Linked DNA regions of Homo sapiens: region 2 is linked to region 1. A link is a loop called in an ENCODE intact Hi-C map of the cell type or tissue named here. Cell type or tissue: ascending aorta. All regions are shown on one strand.

The links. Peaks named below come from ENCODE experiments on the same cell type or tissue, not always from the same donor. Only the 100,000 strongest peaks of a DNase experiment are listed, where the experiment ranks them.
Region 2: a loop joins it to region 1, with 2.4 times the contacts of the local background. A loop is called at or near these places in 4 of 110 quality-filtered maps.

Annotation. Positions count from the first base shown.
Region 1 is chr3:66,403,309-66,411,308 of GRCh38, reverse strand. LRIG1 (leucine rich repeats and immunoglobulin like domains 1) reads left to right here. Exons shown (of 19, transcript NM_015541.3): 7 at 1,037-1,180; 8 at 3,818-3,961; 9 at 6,031-6,111. Among named protein-coding and RNA genes, the nearest start is that of LRIG1, 94 kb to the left of the region's middle. In ascending aorta, a CTCF peak has its summit at 3,368 (motif pointing left); DNase peaks (open chromatin) are centred at 3,368, 3,858, 4,898, 5,448 and 1 weaker place; H3K4me3 peaks cover 575 bases; H3K27ac peaks cover 6,909 bases.
Region 2 is chr3:66,724,206-66,732,205 of GRCh38, reverse strand. LOC105377143 (a long non-coding RNA gene) reads left to right here. Exons shown (of 3, transcript NR_135533.1): 3 at 1,601-1,828. Among named protein-coding and RNA genes, the nearest start is that of LRIG1, 230 kb to the right of the region's middle. In ascending aorta, no CTCF peak of the experiment used is centred here; a DNase peak (open chromatin) is centred at 4,807.

The DNA of each region.
Region 1 (8,000 bases):
CAGTAGCAGAAAGAAAGATGGAAAAAAGCAAAACTCAGTTACCCAAAGCCCTTGTAATACTGAACACGGAGCAAAATTCGGGTTACGGACTTTTGTTGAAGAGGCGGTTGCCTGGGCTGGCGCTGTCCTTCCTGGCACATGCTGTGTTGGGAAGCGGGGTGCTAGCACACTTACACGGTGGGCCTGAGAGCTCAGGCCTAGAGCTGCACTGAATCCTGATGTACCCTTGTTTCCTTCTTATAGTGACCCCATGGAGTCAGTGCTCTTGGATATCTCCATGTTAGTAGATGTGCAGGTTTATTCAGCCAGCAAGCTGCAAAATTAGGATTTAAATCCAGGTAGTCTGACGCCAGAGCTAAAGCGGGTCTCCTAGCACAGTGGCACAGAGTCCAGCCTTTGGTAGGCAGACCCAGGGTTGAATTAATTCTAGCCCCTTCCCTACTGGCTAAGCTGTGTAAAGTCTTAGACAGGTTACCTGGCTTCTCTCAGCAGCACATTCCTCATGTGTGAGATGCGGGTGATAATAAGAGCCGCCTCCTATTCGCTCTCCTTTCTATTCCTTTAATGGGCTTTGCCCTTGCCTGGAACTCCTGTGCCCGTTTGTTGGCCTGGGTCACTTTTTGTTTTGTTTTTGGTAGAGATGGGGTTTCGCTATATTGCCCTTGCTGGTCTCGAACTCCCGAGCTCAAGCGATCCTCCTTCTTCGGCCTCCCCAAGTACTGGATGGGCATAAGCCGCCACACCCAGCCCTGGTTCACTTTTACTCAGCCAAAAAAGTCACTTCTAGGAAGCTCCCTCTTGCCCTATGAACACTCGAGTCGGCCTTGGCATGTGCTGTCATCCATTTTGATTTGCCTGTCTTCTCCCAGCCCCTACTCACATGCACATGTGTGCGACTAGACTCCACAGTTCTGTCGTGCACTGTTCTAGCCTTGGTGTGACCGCAGTGTCAGGTACAGCGTGGCTGCTCATTTGCTGTCTGTCCAGTGAAGGGAGTGAAAGCTCCTCTTCATCCTGTGCATGGCTGTCATTGCAGGCACCTGGAGTACAACAGCCTGGTAGAAGTGAACAGCGGCTCGCTCTACGGCCTCACGGCCCTGCATCAGCTCCACCTCAGCAACAATTCCATCGCTCGCATTCACCGCAAGGGCTGGAGCTTCTGCCAGAAGCTGCATGAGTTGTAAGTGTCCTCGGCTCTGGGCTGTGGCAGTGTTTTTAGACACTGCTTGGAGGTGAAAGTGCTAGGCCTGGTTCGTTCCACCACACAGTGGCCTCGGGGAGGGCTCAGAGACAGGCCAGTAGCCCTGTTCCCAAACCAGCCAGGCCCAGGGTGGAACCCTCAGCGATTTGAGCCCCAGTCCCTTCCTCATCTCCCCTTCACTTCCTCTGCATTTGGATTAGCAGGGGCTCCAGGAGTAGCAGCTAGGTCCCTGCAGGGAGCCTTGGCCCCCAAGGTCCTGTTGGGTTTGGAGACAGTTCCAGGGGTAGAAAGTTCCTGGGGAAGGGCAGCTATGGCAGAGTGCTCACAGGAGCCATTTTGAGAGTGACTGTGTGTTAATGGCCACACCAAATAGCATGTGCTTCTTCAGTGAGGGGGTCATTTGGGCTCAAACAGAGACAGTGAAACGCTGACTGTGGATGAATTTGTGTCCTCGGAGTCGCCACCTTCCTTCCTGTAGATGAGCTGCCCAGGTTCTTGGCCCCTTCCCTTTCTCTGTTTTGCACCGCAGTGGCCTGCTGGCAGAGGCTCCTGTGCAGTCGTGTGCGTGCTTAGTTCAGAGATGTGTGGTGTGGTCCTCTTGCTCCTTTTGGAGATTTCCAGACAGGGGTCCCAGGTTGAGACTGAGAACTGAGCTTGTCTTGCCCAAAGTTCTGAGATTAGTAGTGACAGACTGTCGCCTGGGTAGCGATGGGCAGTGGCCCTGGCCACCCCATCATGTCAGGGTGGGGTTACTGGACAGTGAACGCAGCATTCCTAAGGACTCAGAGAACATCTTTACAAGTCTATAGTTTGTGTTTTCACTGTTCTTTCCATTTGATATGCTCCAGTTTAGTCTACTGTGTTTCTTTATTTTTCACAAGAGTTGGGTGGGTTTTTTTGTTTTGTTTTGTTTTTTTCTTCCTTTTCTAGGCTTGGCTGTTGGAAAAAATTCACCCACTGAAGTGAATGATTGTTAAGAGTGCCAAGCCTCAGTCTGTCCTGTCTCTCTCTTGACCTCACCAGGCAAACTCAAGGGGATGCGTGAATCTAATGTGGATTCTTGCAGCTGGTGTTTGTGTCTGGTCTTCTGTGTTCTCCTCTCTCTCCCTGTCCTTCCTTCCCTCCTCCTCCCCCCCTCCCCCCACCACACACACACACACACACACACACACACACACACACACACACACACACTGACTTGGAGTTTATATTTTGGTGACTCCATCATTATCTAATGCAAAACACAGTGGTCCTGCCTCTTTCCTAACTTTTCTTGGATTCTGTGAGTGTTAACCCTTTGGTTTCAGCTTCCTACGCTTCAGGGCCTGCAGTTGTGCATTCCATGTGGTGCTGGATGGCTCCTTTCAGGCTCTGTAGTCAAGCTGTGACCCCACCAGGGGACTCCTGGTTTTGTTGGTCAGGGCCGGGAGGTGTGGGAAGCAAGAGAGGTCTTTTAAGTCCCCGAAGCCTGAGCCAGTCCAATTCTTAAAGTGAGGGGCCATCCTCTGACTCACCAGTGTATCGTGGCCCCAGGGATGGCATGCTGTCTTCTGCGGGGTCCGGGATCCCCTCTCTAGCTGGTGGAAGGCATGAAGCCCTCTTCCATGCCCTCTAGAAGGGGCAGCAAAGATCACAGAAGTGCGCTTGAGCAGTCCTAGCAGTTTGCACCATATCCAGGTAACCTCAGAGGCAGATTTGGGATTGCTTCCCAGCATGTGTTTCCCACCCCTCCTTTAAGCTAAATTCTTTAATTGCAGGTGAGGATATAATTTTGATCTCCTGCCAGGTCTGTTTAACTGACAGACACCCTGACTTATTTGTCCAGGAGGGAAAGAATGCTGCTCCTAGCTGCCTTTAAAAGCTCATTAATCTTCTCTGAGTTTATTTTCCATCTTCCTATCCCTGCCCCAGCCCCAATTTTTCAACGATAGATGACCAATATGTCACGTAAGCAACCCAGAGGTGCAGGAGTGCTGGGAGGAAGCTTTGATTCTGAGGTTCGGGCAAAGCATGTGCTTTTACCGCCTGCAGTAGGGGATCATGCTCTGAGGTCCACGTGGATGGGGGCAGGGAGGCCTGAGCAGGAGCCTCCTGCCCTGGGGGAGTTGCCCCACTAAGGCATGAGGCACAGGTGTGGTTGTCCCACGCAGGGGCTAGTGGTGCCCTCTGCTGGCAGATGCAGGGAGTGTGACTGGGGCTCCCTGGCTTGCTGCGGGGTCATCTCCAGAATCCCAGGCTTCTGCTATGAGAGAGGTCTTTTGTAGCCTGAATCAGGAGCTGCCTTGGACAGCATGAAGGCGCTGGAGCTTGAGAGTTGTTGTGTGTCATGACCTCGTGTGTAGTCTTCACAGTTTAACAGCCACCCTGGCCCCTGTGACCTATGCACCCATTCTACGAGTCAGACTAGTGTGTTGGGCACTGATGAGTTTCTAGCTGCATGGCCACTTTTACCCCCAGGATTCTGTGGGTGTGGGTGTGTGTGTGCACGCACGCGCGTGCGTGTGCATCTGTGTCATTTCCCACTGAAACCCAGCTGACTGTGGCCCAATTTCCGGTGGGGTGGGGTTGGGGGGCAACCACACTAGATGGTGACATTGCTGCCCTCCCTTTCCTCAGGGTCCTGTCCTTCAACAACCTGACACGGCTGGACGAGGAGAGCCTGGCCGAGCTGAGCAGCCTGAGTGTCCTGCGTCTCAGCCACAATTCCATCAGCCACATTGCGGAGGGTGCCTTCAAGGGACTCAGGAGCCTGCGAGTCTTGTACGTCTCCCACTACTGACAGGATAAAGGGGTCCCCAGTGGGGAGAGCAGAATAGAGCAAACCATCTGCTTTGTTGAACTCCATTTGCGTTGGCTTCGAGTCAGAATTGGATCCAAAGCTGGCTTGCTCTATGTGCAGAGTCTCAAACTTTTATGTAATCAACTGAAAAAGAACTGGTTAAGCAGAAAAATCTCTCATTTCCCCAGGATGGTGCCTAGAGAGGGATGGCAGCTCCTAAAAAGTAGTTGTTCTCAAGCAGTGATGCCCACGTTGTGCTGGACAGGATGCTGGCTCCTAGTGTTGGAAAAAGCTTCCCCACGCTGAGCGCCTGGTGCAGCCTCCAGTTCGGCAGCCGTGGGTCAGTCTTTCCCATCTTGAGTCTTCAGCTGCAACTTCCAAGTCCTGAATATTTTTTCTCTAAACCATGGGAATACTGCAGTGCATCTCTCGTCTGAGCATTTGAACTTCTTCAGCATAACCTGTACCAAGATGCCTCCTTTCCAAAAGCAGCACTTAGGGAATCCTGTGTCTCTCCTTGTACCTCGTCGGGGGTCAGTTAACAAAGTGGAGGTGCTAATGCCATTTCCCTTGAAGTCCCTAATTAGATGGGGTTGGCAAAAGTGGCTGCAGGATGCTTTTCTGAGGCTTGTATAAAACTTTTCCATGGTTGGCTTCATAGAACTTCCAAGCAGCTGTCAGCATAAAACCCCCAGAGAGGGGCATGCAGGTTTCAGAGGACAGTGGTGGCGGGTTCTAGGGTCTCCTTCTCAGGCGTAATCCACTGCACAGAGAGGGATCTGTTCCAGTGTGACAGGGAGGGAGGCCTTTGCACTTGCACCTGGCAGAGCCGGCTTTAATGTGGAGCCATTGCCAGGGAGTGTGAAAGAGGCCGGAGCCAAGCTATTCAGGCCAGGTCAGCCTGTGAGCCCATACAAGGCCCAAATAACAAGGCTGGGAACATTCAGACTGAGCGGGCCAGAAAGGAGAGAAAAACTTTGGCAGCCAGGGCTAGGAGCAGAGAGACAGGCACACAAAGCCACAGCCCCGGGTCCCTGGTTCCTGGTTTTTTCAGTATGCAGATGATAGGAAGGAACCCATTGAGAGGAGAAGTCCCTTCCAGCAGCAGAATCTCCACTATTTGACCTTCCTGCTGTGACAAGAAAGGTCACCGCCAGCATTTCACTCTTCAGTCAGAGCTGCCCTCTCTGCTGGCAGCATTGATTCCTGCTGCAGCTTCTCACAGGAGACAAGAGTTCCTTTTCTCTCCCTGGCCTGTGTCTGCAAGGGCTCGGGGGGAAAATTTAAGAACCAAGAACCTTGTGGAAAGTTGGAGAGGGCAGGATGGGGGCCTGGTCTCCAGGTGTGATGTCTCGCCTGGGCACTGTGACCTGCTCCTGGAAGCTGGGAAGCCATTGAGTCATCGGCCATGGGATTTGCATTGTTGGAGGGGCCTGGGCTGAGTTGGCCTCATCCCTCTGATCCTGGCGAGTGGGTCACAAGTCTGACTCAGCACCCAGATGTCCTCCCTGGCTCAGAGTCAGCGCCCTGCAGGCCTTGGGAGGAGATGGGCTCCGGGCTCCAGACCCACTGGCTGGTACGGAGGCGCCCACGGGCCGGCCCTGTGCCGGGTCTCTTTCTTCCATGTGCTTTCTGCAGTTTCTCGGTCATGTCCAGAAAAGGGACTCTGGTTGGTATGAGAGCAGACGGGAGCCTTAAGGAACCTTTTGGGTTGATTCTCAGTGCTGGGGCCAGATGTCCGCTCTCTCGGGGCAGAATACAGACTGGGCTGTCTGCACCACCTCCCTTCCCTTGAGTGTGGCCTCCGCAGACAGGGAGGCAGGTGGAGCCCAGGGAAGTTTCTTGTCTAAGGCATGTGTCATCTTGGTTGGAAGGCTGAGAAACAGGGCTTCCCTCCCAGGGCCACGTGTCTCTTCACCCTACGTCCCGGCTGTGCCTCCAGGGTGCATGCACCCAGGGGACTTCAGCTTCCGAGCAGCAGGCTGGGTGAGAGTTTGCTTTCCCTTCACGCCCCGACTGCTCGGTGAGCTGCTTTCTGTCCTCTCCCCAGGGATCTGGACCATAACGAGATTTCGGGCACAATAGAGGACACGAGCGGCGCCTTCTCAGGGCTCGACAGCCTCAGCAAGCTGTGAGTATCCGCCGCACGGAGCTCCGCCGGCAAATGCGCGGGACACACTTGGGTGGGAGATGTTTCTGTGGCGCCCCCCGCGCCTCTCTGCTCTGGGCCCAGGCGGAAGAGGAGCTGGCTTTTGTTTGGGGCAGAGCTTGTTTTGTTTGTGGAGAAGAGTTTGAAGAAGAGGGTGGGGGACACCCCACTCCTTGATGGCCTGGGTGTTGGGTTCTTGGGGGCTGGCAACCCGGCGTTTGGCGGCTGGTGGAGCTTCTCTTGGGCTTCACTCACAACTCACATGAAAACTGCTGAATTTGCTGTTGCCCTTTGTACAAAGGAGTCTTGCCCTGTTACTGGGTTTCTCAAAGTTGTGTAAAGGTCAGTAAGGTGTGAGGGCGGTGGGGCTCCTGTCAGTACTTTCGTCATTAACCATCATCTCAAATAACCACGTCATTTCCAAGGGTCGTAGTAGCAGCTATTTTGAATGTATGGTTTGGGGTCTTTTTCTTTTTTTTCCTAGCTAGCTCCTAGATTTTGCCAGTTAATCTGCCAAGCACCTGTGTGTGTTGTACCTAATGATCTCATGAGGGCAGGCTCTGTTAGGCAACCTCTTTATTAGTTGAGGAAAGAGAAGTGAGGGGATTTCGCCCAAAACTACACGGCTGGCAAGTGGCAGGCTCAGGATTTGCTTGTTTGGCTCCAAAGCCCACGTTCCCTTCCCCTTGGCCCGCCCTGTTTTCTCTGCGTGTAACCAGCACTTTCTGCAGATGCCACCCAAGGACCGTGCAGGAAGGGGACGAGAGTCATTATTACTGTTTACTAGCAGCTCGGAGGGAAGACTGGAGGAGGGCAAGACAGAGAGGACGGCTGCCGCTCGATTCCCCCAGCCCGTCCCCAGTGACGGGGAGCTCAGCAGAGTGCGAGTGTCAAGTAAATATTTGGAAAGCCCTAGTGGAGCTCGATGATAGAGGAGAGCCTGTGGTAGGGAGAGTCTTTTTATATAGTAGATGCTTCTGATTTGTTTTGAAAAGCGTGGCTTTTTGCACCTTTTATATACAAGGGTCCTGCTTAGGAATAAGCTCTGTTGGCTGTCTGAAGAAGGTACTTCTTGAGCGTCCTGTACTCCAGCAGCATGTCGGAGATGCTTATCAGTGATTCTTCTCCTTATTGTCCCTAAAACAATGCTGATTTTCCCCAGCCTTTAACCCATACGTGACCCCTTTTTATCCCATACGGGGCAAACCTGGGAAGAGCCAGAAGTACCAAGTGGGGTGGGGCAGAGGCCTTCTTAGCAAGAAGAGCTCCAGGCCTGGGATGTGGCTGCTGAGGTGTTCAGCACTGGCGCCACCACTCAGCATAAGCCTCCCTGACCTCGGCCATAACCGATTGAAGGGTGAGGGTGGTGAGAGTGGGCAGCACTGCCAGGTTCCTCGTGGGGCGTGTCAGTCCGGAGGAACCTGGAGCCGTTTCCTGGGTGTCATGGCTTCCAGGAGGCTCTGTCTCAATACAGAAGGCCCGTGAGGTGTGCCTGGCCCTGGGTCGCCTGGGCTTCCAGTGCTGCATGAGTCCGCCACTGCCTTCCTGAGTGCCCGCCCTCTGTGCCCTGGTGCTTTCTCCTTTGTCCCCCTGCTGGACTAGGCTCAGCTCTTCCACCTGAGCCCCAAGAGGTCAGCCCAAGCCCCTGCTTTCCTCACTCACATAATGTTGTTTGTAGTGAGCTGGTCCTGAGACTCCTGGGAACTTGTTAAAATCGAAGCCTCACCCCACCCAGCCACTGAGTCAGCATCTTGGGGCTGGAGACTCTGTGTATGTTTGAAAAAGGGTGAGAGAGAAAGACATGCATCCAAGTGGGGAAGCTGGGACAATAAATAAACAAGAATTCCTTAATATGATTAAATATATGCAAT
Region 2 (8,000 bases), 320 kb before region 1:
AAAGAAGCTCCATATTACAGACACCAGGAAATGTTTCTAAACCAGAGATTTCCCTCAGTCATCTGCACCAGAAATCCTTAGAGCTGCTAGTTAAAATGTAAATTCCTGGGGCCCAATTAAACATGCAGAATCAGAATTCACAGGGGTGAGGTCTACAGGCCTCCAATTTAACAAGATGACCAGGTCATTTTTGTGCATAGAAAAATTTAAAAATCATTGTCCAAGAAGGACTTAAATTGAGTAACAATAACTAAATCGAATAACTGGATGCTTTTTAGAACCTGTCTTTTTGAAGTGACACAGCTGACACAGTAGAATACAAAGAGGAGTAACACAGGTACCCTCTCCTCAAGAACACAGTGTCACGAGCAGAGTAGAGATGAGTAGGAGGAGAAACAGCAGAAAGGAAGGAGGGATTAGCTCTTTAAGACATTGCTAGGGGAAGCTTTAAAGAACAGGTGATATCTGAGCTAGGCTTTGAAGGCTGAACAAGAGTTCACCAAGTTGCCGAGCTGGCACAATACATAGTCTAGGGCAGTACTTCTCAGACGTTACTGCATATAGGAATTGCCTGGGGAGCCTGTTAAAATGCAAGCTCTATTTCAATCAGTCTGGGTTAAAGCTCGCAGATGGTGCTAATGTTCCATGGACCACATTTTGAGTAGCAAAGCTCTAGAGAAAGAAATGGAATAGTCATAATGAATCAGACAAGTGTGTATTAGTATGTTCTCATGCTACTAATAAACACATACCCAAGACTGGGTGATTTATAAAGGAAAGAGGTTTAATGGACTTACAGTTCCACATGGCTGGGGAGGCCTCACAATCATGGTGGAAGGCAAAGGAGGAGTAAAGTCAAGTCTTACATGGTGGCAGGCAAGAGAGCATGTGCAGAGGAACTCCCCTTTATGAAACCATCAGATCTCATGAGACTTATTCACTATCATGAGAACAGCACGGGAAAGACCTGCCCCCCGTGATTCAATTATCTCCCACCAGGTCCCTCCCATAACACGTGGGAATTGTGGGAGCTACAATTCAAGATGAGATTTGGGTGGGGACACAGCCAAACCATACCAGTTTCCATTCTTCTGATAGTGAGGCAGGAATTACATAGTTTGTTGCAACCTTTTTGACTTCTCTTATGGAGAACCAACTGATCTCTTCCCTTCTACTCAGGAATATCATTAACTATCATTAAATAAATACACCTCTTAGGCATCTCACCCTAGACCCTGCTACATGGAGTTACCTGAAGAAAAAGCAATTCAATCTAAAACCAATATCAGCAATTCTAAGCATTCAGTAAACTGGCCAGTACATTTTAGTGGTTATTGTTTTACATCTATTTTCCTGTATCTTTTACTGTTCTGCCCTTCACCTCAGCCACAGATTTACTTCTTTTTTTATTGTATCCTCAAATTAAGGAACAACAGAACATACTTTCTCCAATACAAATTCTCAGTGCTCCCCAAGTCCCACCTGTATACCACACCTCGGGGAAGATGCCAGAGATTGACTCTCTCATTGTCTTTGTTATGTTCTAAGAAATTCCCCCTACAATTACAGCTCTAAGCTTAACCTTTCTCCTAATCTCTAGACTGTCCTGCCAATAGAGAATACAGTGAAACGGTATGGAACATACACAGTGGAACAGAGGACACTGATGGAACAGTGTTTATAAGCACAAAGTTTGGAAGTACGGAATCCTAGATAAAATCCTGACTGTGGAATTAACTGCGTGACCTTCGGCAAATTACTTCATCTCTTTGAGCCTCAGTGTCTTCACATATAAAATGAGAATAATAAAAGCCCTTATCTCATAGTATTTCTGAAAGGGTTAAAAAAGCAAACCTAAGTAAAGGGCCCAGTACCTGGTTTGTCAGAGTTATTTTAAAAAAAAATTGTAGCTGTCATCATAATCAGACTCACTCTCCCTACTGTATAACCTCCACTGTCACCTCCATTTCAGTTCCAATCCCTGTACTGACCCAGATGCCCTATTCACACACCTGAACACCCTGCACCCATCCGCCTTCACAGTGCCTTCTATTACCCATAGATACTACTCTGTTTTTTTTGTCTGAAGCCATTTTCTGCTTGTGTATTTCTTCTGAAAGACTGAATCTTGTTTGCAGAGAAGGACAAACACACCCACATAACCCACGTTTGCTATCTCACCATGTTTTATTATAAGGCTTGTGGACAATCATGACAGGCAAGGGAAAAGGCAGCCTAGGAGAAAATGTTCCTGGATGCACTTGCCAAGCCAAGGTGTGGCCATGACAACCTGTGTACACACATGGATACCACTGAGATTTTTCTGTTTAGGATTTTGGCTTGCTTAACTACTGATCATATCTAATCTGTCTCATATATTTGAAGTAATTAACTACTGTTCTGTGTCCTGCAGTGCACTTGCATATTGCCACAATGACAGGCATTCCAAACTTTTGAAAGTTTGCTACTTACATCAAGATGGACTGAGTACACTTAAGTAGAATCTTGAAACACTTAAATAGTTAACCAATTTATTGTGAAATCAGTTCGCCCTTTCACACTTAACTCTGTAAGTGTCTCAGTTCATCATATCTGGAGATTCAATGTAGCACATGTGTTGGGAAGGAGAGTTTTTTCTTTGTGTAGTGTGTTGTCTTTTGTCCTGGAATAGGACAATGGGTAAGTAATGGATTATCAGGAGAAGTGAGAAAACTGATTTCCAATTAGTTTTCTTCCTCGAAGTGATTTAGGAGAGGTGAACTTTATTTCCTCAGCTGGCATTTTTCAAACTTTCAAAGATTGATTCATTCAAAAAAATGTTCCTGTGTGCTTCTATGTATGTGAATAGGATACACTAGGGATACACTGATCCCAGCGCACCTCCAGGATTTCTCTGTACAAAGGTCCATGGGCAGCATCTGACTGGAACGGAGAGAGCCATGGCACCTTCTACAAAGCCTTATGTGTACAGCAAGGATGTGCACCAAAGGATGCTGTTTCTCCTTTAGTTATTTATTTGAGGCAGTTTGGGGTGAAGGTCCTGATCAGCATCATTTCAAATCCATTTTCCTACTCTGAGCCTTAGAAGAGGGGCTGAAGCTACTCCTTGGCTCTGCTACTAATTGTTAAATGAAACAAACGTGATGCCTCCCATCACGGCGGTTACAGTCTAGTGAGGGGACAAACAGACAATGAATGAGGAAAGAAACAAAAAAGTTGAATGAAGATGGCAAGAAGTGTTGTTAAGGAGATGAATAAGGTAGTGTGATAGAGAATAATGAGGAAGACCAGGGCAGGTGACACGTAAGGAGAAATTTGAGAACGAAGCATCAGGCATACAAAGAACAGAGGAACAGGTCTGTGTGCCGGTAGAAGGCACATGAGCCTAGAGGTGAGAGTAGAGTTGTATCTGCAGTGTGGGATGCCGGGGATGAATAGCGCTAGATGAGGTTGGAGAGGAGGACAGAGCTACATCCCACAAACTCCATGTAAGTAATGGGTTTATGTGTTATACCAAGTGTAATAGAAAGCCACTCAAAGATTTTGCAGAGCAGGACTCCTCCCTTTTTTATTATGTGAAATCTTACTTGTAAGACCAATATTTTAAATGATTAAAGCAGACCAACTCAGATTGAAGCAAGGATGGGGAGGCAGAGCTTGCCAAAGAGGTGTTCTCCTCCCGGGCTCACTCCTGTGGCACCTCCCTGAGCCATTAGCTCTGCAGGCCACAGTTAGCTCGCCGTTCTAGGCAAAGGGGAGCCAGAGCTGATATTTAAGGCAGATAATGATTTCAACTAGGGGTGAGTGAAAAGAGTGGCATCAGGACCTAGAGTCACCCTGCTCTGGAGAAAACAGATTTGAAATGATGCTGATCAGGGCGATCACATGATTTCTGTTAGCATTGTTCAGCATCCCAAGCCAGGATTTGAGAAAGTGGACACCTGGAGTTGGGTAAGACAGTTGCAACCAGAGCTCTAAGGTGTTGGTTATAGGTCCTAGTTTGCTAGGAAAGAAGAAAATAACTCAGGGGAGGAATGGAGGAAGAAAGTCAAGGAAATAGAGCCCCCAGGAGATCAAAGGGAATATTAGCTGGGCAAGTGCAAGGAAAAAGCAGAAGAGAGTGCCAGGGGTATTGGGTAGAGATGTTCTGGGTGACAAGATCCAAAATGCAACCTGTGACTGGGAGTGGTGGCTCACACCTGTAATTGCAGAGCTTTGGGAGTCCAAGGCAGGAGGATCACTTGAGGCCAGGAGTTTCAGACCAGCTTGGGTAACATAGCAAGACCCCATCTCTATTAAAAAAACTGTAAAAATAGGTCGGTGTGGGGATGCATGCCTGTAGTCCCAGCTACTCAGGATGCTAAGGCAGGAGGATGGCTTGAGCCCAGGAGATGGAGGCTGCAGTGAGTTATGGAGCACCACTCCACTCCAGCCTGGGCAACAGAGCAAGACCTGGTCTCAAAAAATTATAATTTTAAAAATAAATAACTAAACAAGAGAGAAAAAAAGCAGGCTGGGCACGGTGGCTCATGCCTATAATTCCAGCACTTTGGGAGGCCAAGGTGGGTGGATCACTTGAGGCCAGAAGTTCGAGATCAGCCTGGCCAACATGGTGAAATGCCATCTCTACCAAAAATACAAAAATTAGATGGGCATGGTGGCATGTGCCTGTAGTCCCAGCTACTTGAGAGTCTGAGGTATGAGAATCACTTGAATCACAGAAGCTGTAGTGAGCCAAGATTGCGCCACTGCACTCCAGCCTGGGCAAAAGAGCGAGACTCTATCTCAAAAAAAGAAAAGAAAAAAAAGAAAAACAAAAAACAAATCATAGCTTGTGCATTACTAAGACAAGTGCAGTTAAAGGTTGCTGGAATGTAAGAGACCCAGGAAGTGTGAAGTCATTGGCTGGCTGAGCAGTAGGAGTGCTGAAGTCATGCAGGACGTGGTAGGAAGGATGGACAGAACTGTATACTGGGTATGGATGAGAATTCATCAATATATCATGGTGACAACAGTGGGGAGAGGGTGATAGAGCTGAGTTACAGAGTCTTAAAGAGTAAAGATTATTTGTTGTAACTTAATCAGTATTTCAGAAACCCAAAAGTGTATTTAAAAAGGTATTTATTATCCTTTGTATCTATCACTCAGCTTAAGAAAGCTTTATACCAACACTATTGCAGTCACCTGTGTAAATCCTAACGTATTTGTTCTCCTTTCTACTCTCACCAATATAACCACTGTTCTAATATGATGCTTATTATTTCCAAGCATTGCTTTACTTTTTTACTATATATAAAGTTTCCTTTAATGAAGCTTTGTTTTCCATGTCTTTAAATGTTGTGTAAATGATATACTATGTATTTGTCCACAATATGCTTTTTTTTTTTTTTTTTTTTTTTGAGACAGAATTCCGTTCTTGTTGCCCAGGCTGGAGTGCAATGGTGTGATCTCGCTTCACTGCAACCTGTGCCTCCTGGGTTCAAGCAATTCTTCTGCCTCAGCCTCCTGAGTAGCTGGGATTACAGGCATGTGCCACCGTGCCCAGCTAATTTTGTATATTTAGTAGAGACAGGATTTCTCCATGTTGGTCAGGCTGGTCTCCAACTCCCAACTTCAGGTGATCTGCCCGCCTCGGCTTCCCAAAGTGCTGGAATTACAGGCATGAGCCACTGCACCTGGCCTACAATATGCTTTTATCATTCAACAGTAAATTATATAATATATAAAATATTTACTTATATAACATGTATATATTATATATACTATAGTATATATAATATATTTATATTTATATTATATTATATATACTATATTATATACTATATATACTATATTATATATACTATATATACAGTATATATAGTATATATACTATATATACAGTATATATAGTATATATACTATATATGTGTATATATATGAAGTATATATATACTATATTATATATACAATATATACATATTAGTATATATTGTATTATAGTATATATTGTATAATATAGTATATTGTATATAATATTTTGTATATAATATTATTGTATATAATATTTGTATATAATATAGTATATTGTATATAATATATTGTATAATATAGTATATATATAATATAGTATATAGTATATTATATATACTATACTATAGTATATATAGTATATCCTGGGTCTCTTACATTCCAGCAACCTTTAACTGCACTTGTCTTAGTAATGCACAAGCTATGATTTGTTTTTTGTTTTTCTTTTTTTTCTTTTCTTTTTTTGAGATAGAGTCTCGCTCTTTTGCCCAGGCTGGAGTGCAGTGGTGCAATCTTGGCTCACTACAGCTTCTGTGATTCAAGTGATTCTCATACCTCAGACTCTCAAGTAGCTGGGACTACAGGCACATGCCACCATGCCCATCTAATTTTTGTATTTTTGGTAGAGATGGCATTTCACCATGTTGGCCAGGCTGATCTCGAACTTCTGGCCTCAAGTGATCCACCCACCTTGGCCTCCCAAAGTGCTGGAATTATAGGCATGAGCCACCGTGCCCAGCCTGCTTTTTTTCTCTCTTGTTTAGTTATTTATTTTTAAAATTATTATTTTTTGAGACCAGGTCTTGCTCTGTTGCCCAGGCTGGAGTGGAGTGGTGCTCCATAACTCACTGCAGCCTCCATCTCCTGGGCTCAAGCCATCCTCCTGCCTTAGCATCCTGAGTAGCTGGGACTACAGGTATGCTTCCCCACACCCAGCTATTTTTAAAATTTTTTAATAGAGATGGGGTCTTGCTATGTTACCCAAGCTGGTCTGAAACTCCTGGCCTCAAGTGATCCTCCTGCCTTGGGCTCCCAAAGCTCTGCAATATAGTATATACTATACTATAGTATATTATATATACTATATTATACTATAATATAATATAGTATATATAATATATATACTATATTATATTATATCATAGTATATAGTATAGTATATAGTATATTATAGTATAGTATATATATAGTATATAGTATAGTATATAGTATATTATATAGTATATACATATTATGTAATATGTATTTTTATACATTATATAGTATATATGTATCATATAATGTATAAAATATACACATTATTTTCCTGAATATATATACACATTATTTTCCCTAATATATAGAGTATATATAATGTATAAAATATGTATCCATATTATAGAATATGTATATATTATTATAAAATATGTATCCGTATTATAGAATATGTATATATTGTATCATATATAGAATATGTATATATTGTATAATATATAGAATATGTGTATATTATAGAATATGTATTCATTGTATAATATGTACATATCCTATAATAATATATACATAGCTATATATACATATTCTATAATATGTATATACAATATATACATATTCTATATGTATATACATATGTGTATATGTATATATATGTGGCAAATGCATTTTTAAACTTTTTTATAATTTTTCTTTTTGCTATCTTTTGTTGAGCCTATTTTCTTAATTATATACATATTTATAATATGTATATAAAAATACATATGTTATACATTATATGTATATATTTCATATATAAATATATATAGTATACATTAATTATAATATATATTTATATAATATAAATTATACATACTGTATATTTATATATTGTATAGTATACATATATTAAGTATGTCATATATATTAAGTGTATGTAAGTATAAATATATATTAAGTATACACAAAGTATGTATACATATATCAAGTATATAATATATAATACATATAATATATATAAAATATATGTACGGTATATCTACATACATATATAGAGAGGGAGAGTTCACGTTCACTGCTGCATAGTTTTTTATTATGTGAATATGCAATTTAGCCTTCTTCCTCTTGGAGAACATGAAGTCAGTTCTAATGTGTCTCATTTCAAACACTGCTCCAGTGAACACCTTTTACGTATCTTCATGTGCGTCTGGGTGAGAGCTGCTCTGGTCTTACCTAGCTGTGAAACTCTTGGTCATAGT